Linked DNA regions of Homo sapiens: region 1 is linked to region 2. Evidence: chromatin loops called from intact Hi-C (ENCODE). Cell type or tissue: CD14-positive monocyte. All regions are shown on one strand.

The links. A loop is a pair of places that touch in the nucleus more often than their neighbours do. Peaks named below come from ENCODE experiments on the same cell type or tissue, not always from the same donor. Only the 100,000 strongest peaks of a DNase experiment are listed, where the experiment ranks them.
Region 1: a loop joins it to region 2, with 2.1 times the contacts of the local background. A loop is called at or near these places in 6 of 110 quality-filtered maps.

What each region holds. Positions count from the first base shown.
Region 1 is chr19:51,676,450-51,684,449 of GRCh38, forward strand. It overlaps a transcript of SPACA6 not described here. Among named protein-coding and RNA genes, the nearest start is that of MIR99B, 12 kb to the right of the region's middle. In CD14-positive monocyte, no CTCF peak of the experiment used is centred here; a DNase peak (open chromatin) is centred at 4,932; H3K27me3 peaks cover 3,920 bases.
Region 2 is chr19:51,773,899-51,781,898 of GRCh38, forward strand. It overlaps LOC105372448 (a long non-coding RNA gene), which reads right to left. Exons shown (of 3, transcript XR_936049.2): 2 at 7,279-7,448; 3 at 5,801-6,083. Among named protein-coding and RNA genes, the nearest start is that of FPR2, 17 kb to the left of the region's middle. RefSeq lists a silencer at 3,918-4,212. In CD14-positive monocyte, CTCF peaks have their summits at 4,160 (motif pointing left) and 4,359; a DNase peak (open chromatin) is centred at 4,143; H3K27ac peaks cover 1,393 bases.

The sequences.
Region 1 (8,000 bases), 97 kb before region 2:
CCAGTCAGCACTCTGTAAAAAACACACCAATCAGCGCTCTGTGTCTAGCTAAAGGTTTGTAAATGTGCCAATCAGCACTCTGTAAAAATGCACCAATCAGCACTCTGTAAAATGGACCAATCAGTGCTCTGTAAAATGGACCAATCAGCAGGATGAGGGTGGAGCCAAAGAAGGGAATAAAAGCTGGCCACCCGTGGCAACCCGGCAACCAGCTCAGGTACCATTCCAGGCTGTGGTGGGTTTGTTCTTTTGCCTTTCACAGTAAATCTTGCTGCTGCTTTCTCTTTGGTCTGTACTACCTTTATGAGCTGTAACACTCTGTGAAGGTCTGTGGCTTCATTCCTTAAGTCGGTGAGACCACGAACCCACCGGGAGGAACAAAACAACTCCAGACTTGCCACTTTTAAGAGTTGTAACACTCACTGCGAAGGTCTGTGGCTTCACTCCTGAAGTCAAGTGAGACCACAAACCCACCGGAAGCGAGAAACTCTGGACACATCTGAACATCTGAAGGAAGAAACTCTAGACACGCCATTTTTAAGAACTGTAACACTCACTGCAAGAGTTTGCGGCTTCATTCTTGAAGTCAGCAAGCCCAAGAACCCACCGGAAGGAACCAATTCTGGACACAGTAGAACTGGTTCCTCTTCCTTATTCCACCTAATCACACACCTATGCAATTTTTTGCTTCCTAAATTTGCAACTTTGGAGTGGGTGGCTTTGCGAGTCCTAGTGTTTCAAGGAGAAACACTTCCACTAAAGGACCCAGTTATGGTTTCAAGTGGAAGGAGAGGCTGCCTCTTGGCCATTTTGGGCAAGTCATGATGCTAAACCATCAGGCAGAGAAGGAGGTACCTTTACTAAGCTAGTAAAGGTACCAATTGATCCAATTATTAGGAGAAAAATATGTTGTTGCTATACAGTGCAATCAAGGAGAATTAGGAGTGGAACCGAGACTATTCCGTCGGGAGGCTTTTTATACTCTGTCCAGAATAATGGTCAATGGATAACTGCAGCAGTGCAATAAAGACGAAGCATTAATGACTTGGATCCTTTGGGTCACTCTACCAGATAAAAAATTCCAAGGAAACGAAGTGCTAGAGGAAGGTAAGAGAGACACAAAATGGTTATCAATTTAGGCTTTATGACCAGCTATAGAAGCAGGAACTGCAGCTATTATGTTTTATGGTAACTAATTGTTTCTTTCCCACTTCAATTTCACTCTGATATCTTACATGAAGAGCACTTTTCATGGCTGTTGTTACAATTTCAGTTTCAGAAGTATAGCAGGAATGACTTCCCTCTGCAGTAATAGTAGAACTAATACTGGGCATCTCTGTGTTAAGGATGTGAGCTTGTTCATCCAAACAAAAGAACGTAATGGGTGCTCAGTGACAACAGGGATGACCTGTGCCTCTTCAGATCCATCATTCACTTGTCTCTGCTCATTTCTGTGCACTGACAGGCTGACCTCTCAGGACCGCATCATCAGCTTCCCCTTGCCAGTGGGAGGCACTGTCCGGAGATTGAAGGGTGGGAGGAAAGAAGTCAGGGTTTTTATTCCTCCTGTTCTCTCCCTACAGTTCTGGCCGTGGCTGCATTCCTCTGTGCTACAAGTCCTATAAGGCAGCCCATCCTCCAAGGCTACTGCCCTTGCCCCATCAGGTCTAGGCTGGTACCCGTTTCCCACTGCTGCTTGTCCTTGGATGCTGCACCATCTCTTTTTGGACCTCTTAATCCTGCCTACATCTCTATTTAGTCCCTTCATTGGCCTATGTTTATTATTTATTTATTCATTTATTTATTTATTTTGAGACGGAGTCTTGCTCTGTCACCCAGGCTGGAGTGCAGTGACGCGATCTCGACTCACTGCAACCTCCATCTCCCGGGTTCAAGCAATTCTCCTGCCTCAGCCTCCTGAGTAGCTGGGACTACAGGCGTAAGCCACCGCTCCTGGCCACTTTTTGTATTTTTAGTAGAGACAGAGTTTCACCATGTTGGCCAGGCTGGTCTGGAACTCCTGATCTCAAGTGATCCGCCTGCCTTGGCCTCCCAAAGTGCTAGGATTACAGACGTGAGCCACCGTGTCCGGCCAAGTCTATGTTTAATTAAGCTCTTGAATGAGCCATCAGCTTCCTATTCGAATCCTGATGGATACATCCATATATTTACCACCTGTTTCCTCCTCGTACCTCAGACCTTCTACCTGGGATCATTTTCATTCTATGATCAAAGTACATCCATGAAGGAGGGTTTCAGTTTGCTTTTACCATATGCCATAGTACCAGTTTGGTGCCACTTTTACTTTTGTTCCTTTCCTCTCAGGAGACTGTTGAAAACTACAGCTCATTTTTATAATCAGAATAAGCCTATGCTCATCAGTCAAAAGCAGGTTTGAATGCTCTGCTTAGTTCTTGGAGTTCTCACTTTCTAAATTTTAGCTAGGAAATTCCTCACTAGATTGTCTTTCCATTATTTTATAAAGATTGTTTTGAGTATTTTATCCGCCACTTTTAATGACTTTCAGCAGAGGAGTTGATCCATATAGCCTGGACTGCCATTCTCAAAAATGAGAAAGTTCTCCCCTCTCTTAGGTTTTTTTGTTTTCCCATAAGATTTTTGCATTTGCTTGCTATTTCACGTAGGCTGTTGGGAAGAATGTCTCCTGAAATCTTGGATGAGAAATATGACAATAGAGAAAGACAATTCACTTTCAAGATATCAAAATACTATTCATATAACAGAAAAACAAAAAAGTATTAATATTAGCCATCTATTGTTACCTAGGGAATTATTCCAAAACTGAGCATCTTGATACACACTTATCTTACAGTTTCTGTGGTCAGGAATCTGAGCACAGCTTAGCTTGGTCCTTGGCTTACGGTTTCTCACTAGGTTGAAATCAAGATGTTGACTCAGGGTCTTCATCCTCATCTGAAGGCTCTACTGGGGAATGACCCACTTCCAAGTTTATTCATTGGCTTTTGGCAACATGCAGTTCCTCACAGGGTATTGGAATGAGAGCCTCAGTTCCTTTCTAGCTGTTGGCAGGGGCTTCCCTCAGTTCCTTACCTCATGAGTCTTTCAAAAATGGCAGCTCAGAATATAGCCACTTACTTGATTAATACATGAAAATCAGAAAGGCAGTAGAGTTTGCTAGCAAGACAGAAGTCACACAGTTTTTTGTAATCTAATATTGGAAATGACATTCCATCACTTTTGCCATATACCATTAGTTATAAGTAAGTCACTAAGTTCATCCTTTGGGGAGGAGGTTACACAAACACATGAATATCAGGAAGTGGAGATCATTGGGAGATATTTTAGAAGGCTGACAACCCCGCAAAAATAATTTCTGAATTTCCATCTGTATCTCAGCATTCAATAGCTATGCACCTGTTTCAGCACATTGGCAGGAGCAAAACAATAGCAAAGTGTTTACAGCATGTATCGTGTGAAATACATCCACTCTCAAAGCACCTTCGTTTGGCTATTTCTTCAGTAGGTTCATCAAATAAACCACTTTTTTTCAAGCAACTCTCAGTTATCAGTACGTCCTGCTGGGTGGGTATTGTCATCTGCAGAGTACAGTATCGGCTTTTTGTTTAAGTATTGCTTTGAACATGGAAGAGCTGCTTTGTCATCCTGTTTAAAAACCTCATAGGCATGCAATTCCAAGGTCTCTTGTATGTCATGAGTTTGATTTTGACTGAAGAATGATGAAAGTGTGGCCCAACCATCTTTCTGCTTATGGACATTAATTCTATTACCTGATACTGAGCTCTGATTATTCCTGGACACACAATTAAAGGTGTGAAGAAATAATAATATACTTCTAATTTCTAATTCACTCATAGCCTTTGCCATTTTTGTTCCATTATCAACAATTGACTTTTTTCATATGACATACATTCCATAAAGTATATGCACTATGTTGTTAACTACGTGTAAGACCAAGAAATATCTCCACCACCAAGTAGAAATATAGTGAAATTCATCATAAATCAGGAAGAAAACACCTGATTGTTTCTCTATGTCCAAATGTTCAATCTATAAGATACAGAATTAGTACATAAAATAATTTTGTGCACAGCTTAATGTAATTTGGAATAACTTTTCAAAACATGTTTTCTAGAAAGAACTTTTAAGAATCATAATTTTAGCAAATTTTGAAAATCCTTTGTCTTCTACTTCAAAAAATGGTTGACAGTGTTGTGCAATCAATTTTACAGCTTTAAGATTTTAGCTTCACTAACTCAAAACTATAAAGAATTTTTTTAAAGTGTGCTTATAAAATCTGTTGTTTTGAAGTTTGATTAGTGAGAACAAAATGTATTTGGGGAATCTGATTTCCAACACTTTTCTGTTTTTTTTTTTTCATGCTCTTTGCACCCATTATGATGTCTGGATCAAAGACGATTTAGCACAGAAGTTGTTACACATGATTTTAGAGAGTTTCATTTCTACTTCAAGAAATTTAAGTAAGCAAAATTGCCAATCTTTTTGAAATTCATCCTCACAAATGTGAACAATTTTCAGATAACACTTTTTCTAAAAAGATACACAGCCTAAATGTAAATAACTAAAAAACATCAAATACGGTCATCAAAGATTATTTTCGTTAATAATATGAATGATAGAATACCAAAAAATTCTACAAGGGAGGCTGCCTATCACAAAAATGATCTCTGGATTTCCATGGAATCTAATCTTTGCTGTTCTGACTCATGTTATTATTGATATTTTTACAATCACTTTCCAGTTCCAAGAGGAGACAATATTCTTTCTAATGGCATTTAACTAAAGCACTCTTAATCTTCATACCAACACTCAGTCTATTTCCTGAGTTGTATAATTATGCGGAAGTTCTCAGTAATTGTTTTTGGACCTGAAAGGCATGGTGTAATGATAGAGTGCCCCCAGGACTGAAGCACTGGTTCATCCCAGCTGCTGTGAGTGTTGATTGCTGACAGCTGGCAGCACTCCCTTGTAAGGATTGCCTTCAGAGCAAGGAGCTGCCTCACCCAAAGTCACAACCCCTTCCTGGGTCAGCTCACATCCAATGACTGCTCTATTAAATCAGCATTGTTTATGCTGGAGGCCATGAGCCTGTTTATGCTGGAGGCCATGAGCCTGAGGTTTTCTCCATACTTTGAGTTCCTACCTAATAAATAGCAACCTAAGTCAGTAGGTAAACAAACCGAAATGTAACTTAGTAGTATACTTTTTGTAACAAATAGCAAGGTTCCAGCCAATCACAAACAGCCAAGCTTCAACCAATCACAGGCAGCTAACTGATCATATCCGTGCCCAAATAAGGCAAATGTCTTGCTGTAGCCAACCAGATGATTTCTCTACTTTGCTTCTGTGTTCAGCTTATACAAGCTCACTGCTCTTCTGATTCTGAGTGTTGCCCTACTCATGAATTGTTCTCTACTCAAATAAACTGTGTTCAATTTAATTTGTCTGAAGTTCTTCTTTTAATAGGTCAGTGAATGGTATAAAGGCCCAGTCCCCTTTCCCCGATTCAGGACATCTCTGTGGAGCCATCTAGCTGTAGAGTTTCCTGTAGGATTGGCTGGGGCTTCTGTTATGACTGCATAGTAGTTCACCTTCTCCCACTGCCTAATCCTACTTCCTTCGCTCCCCTACGAGTGTGAATCCTGAGAGCAGGAAATTAATAGGGGTGTTCTCAGGATTCACACTTGTAGGGGAGTTCTAACCTCTGCTTCAGAGTCAGTTTCCTGAAGAATCATCTGTAACTTATAGGTTTTCACAATCACCATTATTTATTTCAGCCTCTTACTCCTGTAATTGTATAATTACACACACATTTATACTTTGATAAAAATTTAACTTTGAACACACACACGATGTTCACTCCAAGCTACATTAGAATGCTTAAATTTGAAGGTGACTATTAAGATTTTAAAGTTAGGAACATGATTTGTTCATATTTCTAATGTTATTGTGCTAGTTAGATAGGCTGGTAACCCAATCTGTCATGTATTCATCGTGACCACACAAGTTCAGGGATGCCAGAAATGAACTTCAAATTGGCACTCAGTGGTTCCACCTCCAAAAGACTGAGGTGAGATCAAAGTCAAATAGAAAAAAATGAACAAATATTGAGGCTGAAGCTGAATTTTAATGCAACCCAACTATGTGCATGTTTGTGTGTGTATGTATGTTTACTTAAACATGAAGTAAAGAATGACAAGACACACAGATAAACATGGATACTATATTGGTTTTCTAGGGCTGTTGTAATAAAGTATTATAAACTGAGCAGCTTAAAACAACAGAAATTATCCGGGCACAGTGTATCATGCCTGTAATCCCAGTACTTTGGGAGACTGAGGGCGGGCAGATCACTTGAGGTCAGGCGTTTGAGACCAGCCTAGCCAACATGGTAAGATCCTGTCTCTACTAAAAATACGAAAATTAGCCAGGCATGGTGGCAGGTGACTGTAGTCCCAGCTACTTGGGAGGCTGAGGCAGGAGACTCACTTGAGCCCAGGAGGTGGAGACTGCAGTGAGCCAAGATCATGCCACTGCACTCCAGCCTGGGTGGCAGAGGGAGACTCCACCTCAAAACAAACAAGCAAAAACAGAAATGTATTCTCTCGCAGATGTGGAGGCTAGAAGTTAGAAATGAAGGTATCAGCAGGACCAGCTTCCTCTGTAGGCCCCTTGGTTTCTTGTTCTAGCTTCTGGTGGTTGCCAGTCATCCTTGGTGTTTCTTGGCTTGTAGATGCATCACTTGAATCTCTCTGCCTCCATCATCACATGGCCTTCTTCCCAAGTATTTTATCTGCATCTTCAAATATCTCTCTCCTTATCAGATTACCAGTCATTGGATTTAGGGCCCACTCTAATCCAGTATGCCTTCATTTTAACTTGATTACATCTGTAAAGGCTCTCAAAGAAGGTCACATTCACAGGTACAGGGGATTCAAACTTTAACATATATATTTGGTGGGGTGGGGACACAATTTAACTCACAACAGGTATGACAGATAACTTTGGGAGGAGAAGCACCTGGTGAATGGGTAGGAAGGGAGGGGTCAATCAAGGTAACCAAAGAAAAAAATAAATGAGGATGGGAAAGAATACAGTAAAAATACCTTCATAAGAATAAATTGCCCTGTTAATATAAAATTCTGTGCATGTGTATGAATAAATTAGAATAAAGAGCTAGCTCTGTATTAATTTGTAGGCATAACATTCGATAATTCTTTTATATGGTTTATTGTGTGCCAGGCACTGTTTTAAGCACTTTCCATACATTAACTCCTTTAATCCTTATGTCTCAACCCATGATATAGGTACTATTATTATTACACCCATTTTACTGATGATGAAACTGAGACATAGAGAGACATAGCTAGTAAAATGGCTGAGCCAGGATTCAAACCTGAGCCATCGGGCTTCAGAATCTGTGCTCTTAATCACCTTGGCATATGTAGTATGACTCTGTTCTTCAGAAACTAAAACAATATATATGTGTACAAATGCATATGTATACATTTATATTTTAGAAGACATAAAATTAAAGTATCAAGATCAAAAATAAAATCTTGGATTCTAACCAGCTCTGTCAGGGCTCACAGACAATGAATGATAAATATTCTGGTTGGCCTATTTTGTGTCATATACCCAGATGCCCAGACTAGGTTTTTTTGGGGGGAGAAGGAGGGGCATCAGTGCTTGGACATTCTTGTCAGAGTCATGTGGAGTGGGTTACTTAAAGGAAAGAGATGATCTATTATCAGAGGTAGGAGGAGATGGCAGCTGACGGACTTGCAAAAACTATAACTAGTCTGTCTCCTTGAACCTCAGTGTAACCTTCCCTACCTTTTTCTTAGATGTAAACAGCAGAGCAGCTGAAGGTCCTTCACTCATCAAACAAAAAGAAGGTATGGCCCAAGGTGAAGAGAAAGGCTATAGGGAAACCCTCCCCAAAACATCACACCCATTTTCCCATGCCCTTTGTTCAG
Region 2 (8,000 bases):
TAGAAATCATGAAGTATGTAGCCTTTTACGATTGGCATCTGTCATTTAGTAGGATGCATTTAAAGTTTCCTCCATGTCTTTTCATAGACTGATAGCTCATTACTTTTTAGCATTGAATAATGTCCACTGTCTGGATGTACCATCATTTATTTATCCATTCACCTACTGAAAAACATCTTGGTTGCTTCCCAATTGGACAATTATAAATAAAGCTGCTATAAACATCCATGTGCAGGTTTTTGTGTGGACAGAAGTTTATAACTTGTTTGGATAAATACCAAAGAACATGATTGCTGGATTGTATGGTAAGCATATGTTTAGTTGCATGGGAAACTGCCAAACTCTCTTCCAAGGTGGCTGTATCATTTTGCATTCCCACCAATAATGAATGAGGATGTTCCATGTCTTTGCCAGCATTTGGTTGTGTCAGTGTTCTGGATTTTGGCCATTTCTAATAGGTGTAGGGTGGTATCTCACTGTTTTAACTTGCATTTCCCTGATGATATATGATGTGTATCACCCTCTCATATGTTAACCTGGCATCTGTATATCTTCTTTCTTGAGGTGCCTGTTAAGGGCTTGGCCCATTTTTAAAATGGGCTTTCTGTGTCCTTATTGTTGAGTTTTAGGAGTTCTTTGAATATTTTGGATAACAGTCCTTTATCTGATATGTCTCCTGCAACACTCTCCCATAGAGCAGATTTTTTTTTTTTTTAGATTTTTTTTTTTTTGAGACAGAGTCTCACTCTGTCACCCACACTGGAGTGCAGTGGCACCATCACAGCTCACAGCAGCCTCAACCTCACGGACTCAAGTGATCCCCCCACTTCATCCTCCCAAGTAGCTAGGACTGCAGGTATGCACCACTATGCCCAGCTAATCATTTATTTTCTGTAGAAATGGGGGTCTCACTTTGTTGCCTAGGCTGGTCTCAAATTCCTGGGCTCAAGTGATCCTCCCACCTCAGCCTCCCAAAGTGCTGGGATTACAGGTGTGAGCCACCATGCCCAGCCAGAAATTTTCAATTTTAATAAGAATTGCCTTCTTGATTCTTTCTTTCACGGATTATATCTTTTGTTTTGTAATTACAAAGTCATTGTCAAACCAAACGTCATCTAGATTTTCTCCTATGTTATCTTCTAGGTGTTTTATAGTTTTGTCTTTTACATTTAGGTCTGCGATCCATTTTAAGTTAATTTTAGCAAAGCATGTAAGGTCTGTTTCTAAAGTTACTTTTTTGCACATGGATGTCTAGTCATTCCAGAACCATTTGTTGAAAAGACTATCTTTTCTCCATTGAATTGCCTTTGCTCCTTTGATAAAGATCACTTGACAATATTAATGTGAGTCTATTTCTGGGCTCTCTTATTCAGTTCCATTGATCTATTTGTCTGTTCTTTTGCCTGTAGTACACTGTCTTGGTTACTGTAGCTTTACAGTATGTCTTGAAATCAGATGGTGTCAGTCCTCCAACTTTGCTCTTCTTGTTCAATATTATGTTGGCTATACTGGGTCTTTTCCCTGTCCATGTAAACTTTAGAATCAGTTTGTTATATCCACAGAATAAATTGCTGGAATTTTTATTGGGATTGTACTGAATCCAAAGATCAAATTGAGGAAAACTGACATCTTGACAATCTTGAATCTTCCTAGCCCTGTACATGGACTATCTCTCAATTTCTTCAGTTCTTCTATAATTTCTTTCATCAGAGTGTTGTAGTTTTTCTCATATAGATCTTGTACATATTTTGTTAGATTTTTACTCAGTGTTTCATTTCTGAGGGACATAATGTAAATAGTATTGTGTTTTTAATTTCAAATTCCATTTGCTCACTGTTGGTATCTAGGAAAGTGATTGATTTTTTTGTACTCTGCAACCCTGCTATAATCACTTATTACTTCCAGGAATGTTTGTTATCCAATCTTTTGGATTTTCTGCATAGATGATCATGTCAGTTGTGAACAAAATAGTTTTTTTTTCTTCCTTTCCAATATGCATACCTTTTTAGTTTGTTTTTAATTGAATTAGCTAAGACTTCAGCAATGCTGAAAACCAATATGAGAGAAGACGTCCTTGCCTTGTTCCTGGCCTTACTGGGAAAGCGTCAAGTTTCCCACTGTTAAGTATAATGTTAGCTGTAGGATTTTTTGTAGGCATTGTTTATCAGATTGAGGAAGTTCCTCTTTATTCCCAGGTTACTGAGCATTTTTAAAAATTATGAATGAGTGTTGAATTTTGTCAAATACTTTTTCTGCTTCTACTGATATAACTATGTGGTTTTTTCATTAGTCTGTTGATGTAATTGATTACATTAATTAATTTTTGAAATTTGAACTAGACTTGCATACCTGGCATGAATAATTTTTATACTTTGTTTTATACATTACATTATAGTAGTTTAGACATTTTTGGGTTTGATTTCCTAATATGTTTTTGAGAATTTTTGCATCTATGTTCATGAGAGTTATTGGTCTGTAGTTTTGTTTTCTTGTAATGTCTTTAAATGGATTTGGTTATTAGGGTGATCGTGGATTTATCATGAGTTAGAAAGTCCTCCTTCTGTGTCTGTATTCTCAAAGTTCCTCATTCTTTTTAATTTTTGCATTGTATTTTATTGGATGAATGTAACAAAATTTAATCTGACCAAATTGCTTTTGATCTTTTGCTCATTACAAAAAAAAAGCTACAATGAATACCTGTGCACACACACATTCCTTTGCATGACTGTGTGTTTGTCTATAGAAAAAAATTACAATAGTTTGTAACCTAAGTGTCTATCAACAGATGAATGAACAAAAAAAAATTGTTCATATACATAATGGAGTACTATTCTGCCATGAAAAATAATGAGACTCTGTCATTTGCAACAACATGGATGGAACTGGAGGTCATTATGTTAAGTGAAATGGATCAGGCACAGAAAGACAAACTTTGTATGTTCTCACTTATTTGTGGGAGCTAAAAATCAAAACAATTGAACTCATGGAGATAGAGAATAGAAGGATGGTTACCAGAAATTGGGAAGGGTGGCAGGAGTCGGGGGAGAAGTGGGGATGGTTAATGCGTACAAAAAGAACAGAAAGAATGAATGAAACCTAGTATTCAAAGGCACAATAGAGTGAATATAGTCAATGATAAGTTAATTATATATTTTTTAAAAACTAAAAGAGTATAACTGGATTCTTTATAATCCAAAGGACGAATATTTGAGGGAATGGATACTCTATTTTCTATGATGTGATTATTACACATTGCATGCCTGATATCAAAGTATCTCATGTACCCCATAAATATATACAACTACTATGTACTATGTACCGACAAAAATTAAAAATTAAAAAAAGTAATACTAAAAAAGATCGTTTGTAATTTAGTTGATTTCTCTGCTCTTATCTACTATCAGAGCTATAAAGCCCATTGCCACATCTTAGGAAGACAACTTTTCTGAAAAACAAATAGTGATCTATTTCTTGACATGAGTGGGAGTACATGAGCATTTTGTTTTACACAAATATATTAATCTTCACGTTTATCTTTTTCTCATTGTGTGTGTTTGTGTGTGGGGTGGTTGTTATAGTCCACATTTTAAAAGCTAAGAGAAATAAGTCAGCTGGATGTAGCGGCTCATGCCTGTAACCCCACCACTTTGGGAGGCCGAGGTGGGCGAATTGCTTGGGCCCAGGAGTTCGAGACCAGCCTGGGAAACATAGTGAGACCTCGTCTCTACTGAAAATACAAAAATTACCTGGGCTTGGTGGTGCGTGCCTGTAGATCCAGCTGAAGGACTGGGGCTGAGGTGGGAGGATAGCTTGAGCCCGGGAGGCGAAGGCGGCAGTGAGCTATGATTGTGGCACTGCACTCCAGCCTGGGTGACACAGCGAGACCTTGTTTCAAATAAAAGAGGAAAAAACGAAAAATAAGTCAATCGAATTCGGGTCCCCTTTTCTTTATACCAGTAAAGCTTCATAGCTCCTGAAATTAGGCTGCTTGAAGCAGGACACCTTTCATATAGGTGCTGCAATTCTCTAAATTCATACTTGCTAGGACAGGGAGGGTCAAAGGCAGCAGGAGGAAGCCATCCCCGGCATGACTGGCTCGGGTCTCCTGGGCTCGTGAAAACGAACTCATTAGACATCGAGCTCCCTCTTGTGGCAGCTAAAAGAAAACACAAGGAAATGCAACTCTTGCTTCACTCAGTTCTGTGACCGCATTGGGAGATAACCCTTGGAAAGCTTGATTATTTGTGGGCTAGCTCGCCCAGAATACATTTCTAAGCACATCTGTACAAGTAACTTTGTTCTTTCAATGCAGAAAGTCCCCTTCATTCCAAAATGTACATTCCAGAGACGGTGGAGGCTAGAGATCTCTCCTGTATCTCATCCCATTCTATGAGTTACCAGTGCCATTAGACGAAAGAAAGTCCATGTAAATGCTTAGGATGCTGGCGACTGTTCAACTGTGATTCCATTCTATCTTTCCATCTCATGCCTCCTGCGGCTCCAAACACCATCTAGTTAACTGCGTCCCGAATGTTGACCTACACTGATGCTGTTTCATCAGAGTCAATTGGGGAGGTGTTTGTTTGTTTGTTTGTTTGTTTTAATATGGGTTAGGTCACTGCAACATCAAAGCATCTTGATTTATAAAGTTTGGAGCAGAGCACAATAATCTGTGTTTAATCACAGATTAACTTTGTTCCCTTTAGGTATTCCCTGGTAAATTGTAATGTGCAATCAGATTCCCCTGTTTTCTTTTTTTGTTTTGTTTTGTTTTTGAGTCAGGGTCTTGCTCTATGGTCAAGGCTGGAGTGCAGTGGTGCAATCATAGCTCACTGAAGCCTCAACCTCACCAGCTCAAGCGATCATCCCACCTCTGTCTCCCGAGTAGGTGGGACCACAGGAACATGCCACCACACGGGGCTTATTTCTGTGTGAGCCACTGCGCCCAGCAATGATTCCCCTGCTTTCTAGCAGTTGAATAAATACTCTTTTAACTAGAGGACATAATAAGAACTAATATTAGACCATGAGAATTAGAACTAATATTACCTCTTGGAAACACGGATATATCTTTATGGTCCACACCATAGAACAAATGGTCTTTTTTATATGCGGTGGTAACACAGCCATTGGGAGGGAAACATGGGGAGAAGTCCTAGTTAGGAAAGCAAATTTGGAGAGTGAGGCTGTGATCGTGAAATCACAGGTGTGGACAAGCTAAGCTGTCAATACTTTGTTCTTCTGAAAGAAGAGGTTCTCAGCAACAGTGAACAGAATTAATAATTTATCAGAAAAAAGTCCCCCATGCCCTTTACACCTCAATTCTTACCACAAATAGCAAACCAACTAAATCTGGATCTGATTTTTGTATGTACACACAAAGCACATAACAGTTACTGAGAAACACAGTGAAAGAGGAAGGACAACCTCTGATACAAAAAGAGCCAATATCGCCTCCAAAAACTATGTCCCTTACTCTCCCTCCCTCAGGTCCTAACACTAACTTCCTGTCCCAATTTGTAGGGAAGTAGGTGCTCAATGGTTCCTCTTGCCCAGTGTGTTCTCTTCCAGTTGAAATGGCAATCTAGGCATAAAGTTTGGAAGATAGAGTCAAAGAATTAACTACTAATGATGGAGATTTTGTGAGACCCACACAGAGTTGGGAGGCTTGCTGGTTGATAAAACTCCTGGCAATTCATAATGTTTCACCTATTCTAAGTCACACTTGAGCTAATATTATACCAGGTTGTCCCTGTGTTAGTTATCTATTGCTGCAGGCAAATCACCCTCAAAACATGGCTTAAAACAATAGTAATCTAATTTACTATCTGTTACAATTTCTCTGGGTCAGGAATTTGGAAGTTTCTGGCTTGAGTGTTTCTGGATTGAAATCTCTCATGAGTTTGTAGTCAGATGTGAGCTGAGGCTGCAATTATCTGAAGGCTTGACTGAGGCTAGAAAATTCACTTCCAGGTGACATAATCCCATAGATAATGAGTTGTTGCTGGAAAGTTGCTTCCTCACCACAGAACTGCTGGAGTAGTCTCATAACGTGGCTGATGGTATCTCCCAGGATGAGTGATCTGAGGGGGAAAGCGTTAAATGGAAGTTTCATTCTTTTTATGAACTACACTTGGAAGGGATATAGCATTACTTCTGCCATACTCCATTGGTCAGGGCAGTCACAAGTCCTGGTCCAGATTGAAGAGGAGGGGGAAAAAATCCTCACTTCTCTGTGGAAGGAGTGGGAGGAGTGTGAATTACCTGTACAGACAACATGTGGGATGAGATAAATATGTAACATAGATATCAGTGGAAAATATAGTCTGCCACTGTCTCTAGAGATCATTCTAGATAGTCAAATCACGGTAAACATTTTACCAGTCACGATGGGTATCTAGACTATGGGAATAGGAATGTAATTTCAAGCCCAGTTTTAAGAAAGGGCAAGATTTTAAAAATTTATATAGGTTATGCTGTTGTACATCAAGTACAATTTCTTCCCAGTTGGCACCTCCTATCCCGTTCTTGTTACAGTCAAAAAACCATAAGAGGAAGTAGATACATTCAGAGAAATCTAGTTTCTATCCTTGATCATTCTAACATGTTTCCTGCTTCTACAGTTTCAGTGGCAGGAACAGAAGCTGTTCCTGGGATCAGCAACATGGACTTTGACTTGCCAAGGCCAATCTGGCTACACTCACTGCTGAGTGCCCAATCTGCCCACAGCAGAGATGGACACTGAGTCCCTGATATGGCACCATTCCCTGGGTAATCACCCAGCTCCCCAGTGGCAGGTTGAACACACTGGACCACTTCCCTTGTGGGAGAAGCAGAGCCTCGTTTTTATCGGGATAGATGTTAACTCTGAACATGAATGTGCTTTCTCTGTACATAATGCTTCTGCCAAAACTATCATCTGTGGACTTACAGAATGCCTTGTCCATCATCATGGCATTCCATACAGCATTGGTTTGATTGTGGGATTAAATTCACAGCAAATAAACTGTGGCAATGGGTCCACACTCTGGAATTCACTGGTCCTACCATATTGTCCATTTTGAGTAGCCGGCTTGAAGGAATGGTAGGATGACCTTTTGAAGACTTACCCAAGTACCAGCTAGCAGGCAATACCTTGCAGGGCTGGAGCAATATCCTTTAGGAAGCTATACATACTCTAAATCAGCACTCAGTGTATGGTGCTCTCTCTCCCATAACTAGAATCCAAGGATCCAGGAATGAAGGGGTAGAAATGGGAATTGTATCACTCATTATTACCTTTAGTGATCCACTAGAAAAATTTCTGCTTCCCATCCTCATGACCTTATGCTGTGTTGGCTCAGAGGTCTTGGTTCCAAAGGAAGAAATGTATCCACCCAGCGACACAACAATGTTTCTACTGAACTGGAAGGTACCACTGCCCATCACTACTTTGGGCTCCTCTTGCTCTGAATCAGCAGGCAAAGAAGGGAGTTACTGTATGGATGGGGTGACTGATCCTGGCTACTAAGAAGGAAATTGGTATGCTACTATATTATATAGAGATAATGAAGAACATGTCTGGAATATGACAGACCCATTAGGGCAGCTCTGAGTACCACCTTGTTTTGTTATTAAAGTCCATGTAAAACCACAGCTCTATCAAGCAGGACTGTAATGCCCCAGATCTTTCAGGAATGAAGGTTTGGGTTTCCCCACTAGGCACAGATGATGACCAACTGAGGTACTAGTTGAGGGAAAATGGAAAATGGATTGAGGAGTGAAAGATGGTAGTTATAAATACTACCATGATCGCAGAATCAGTTACAGAAGTGAAGACTATCATTTTAATGAATATTTCTTATTTTGTCATGAACAAATTTGTGTGTTTCAAAAATTTTTGTTTTCTTTCCTCTTTTGTCTCATTATCACATAACATAAAATGTATTAATAATAGGTAATTTTAAATCATGGTGTTTATATTAGAGGAGATCAAAAAGAAGAGAGAAGGCTGGGTGTGG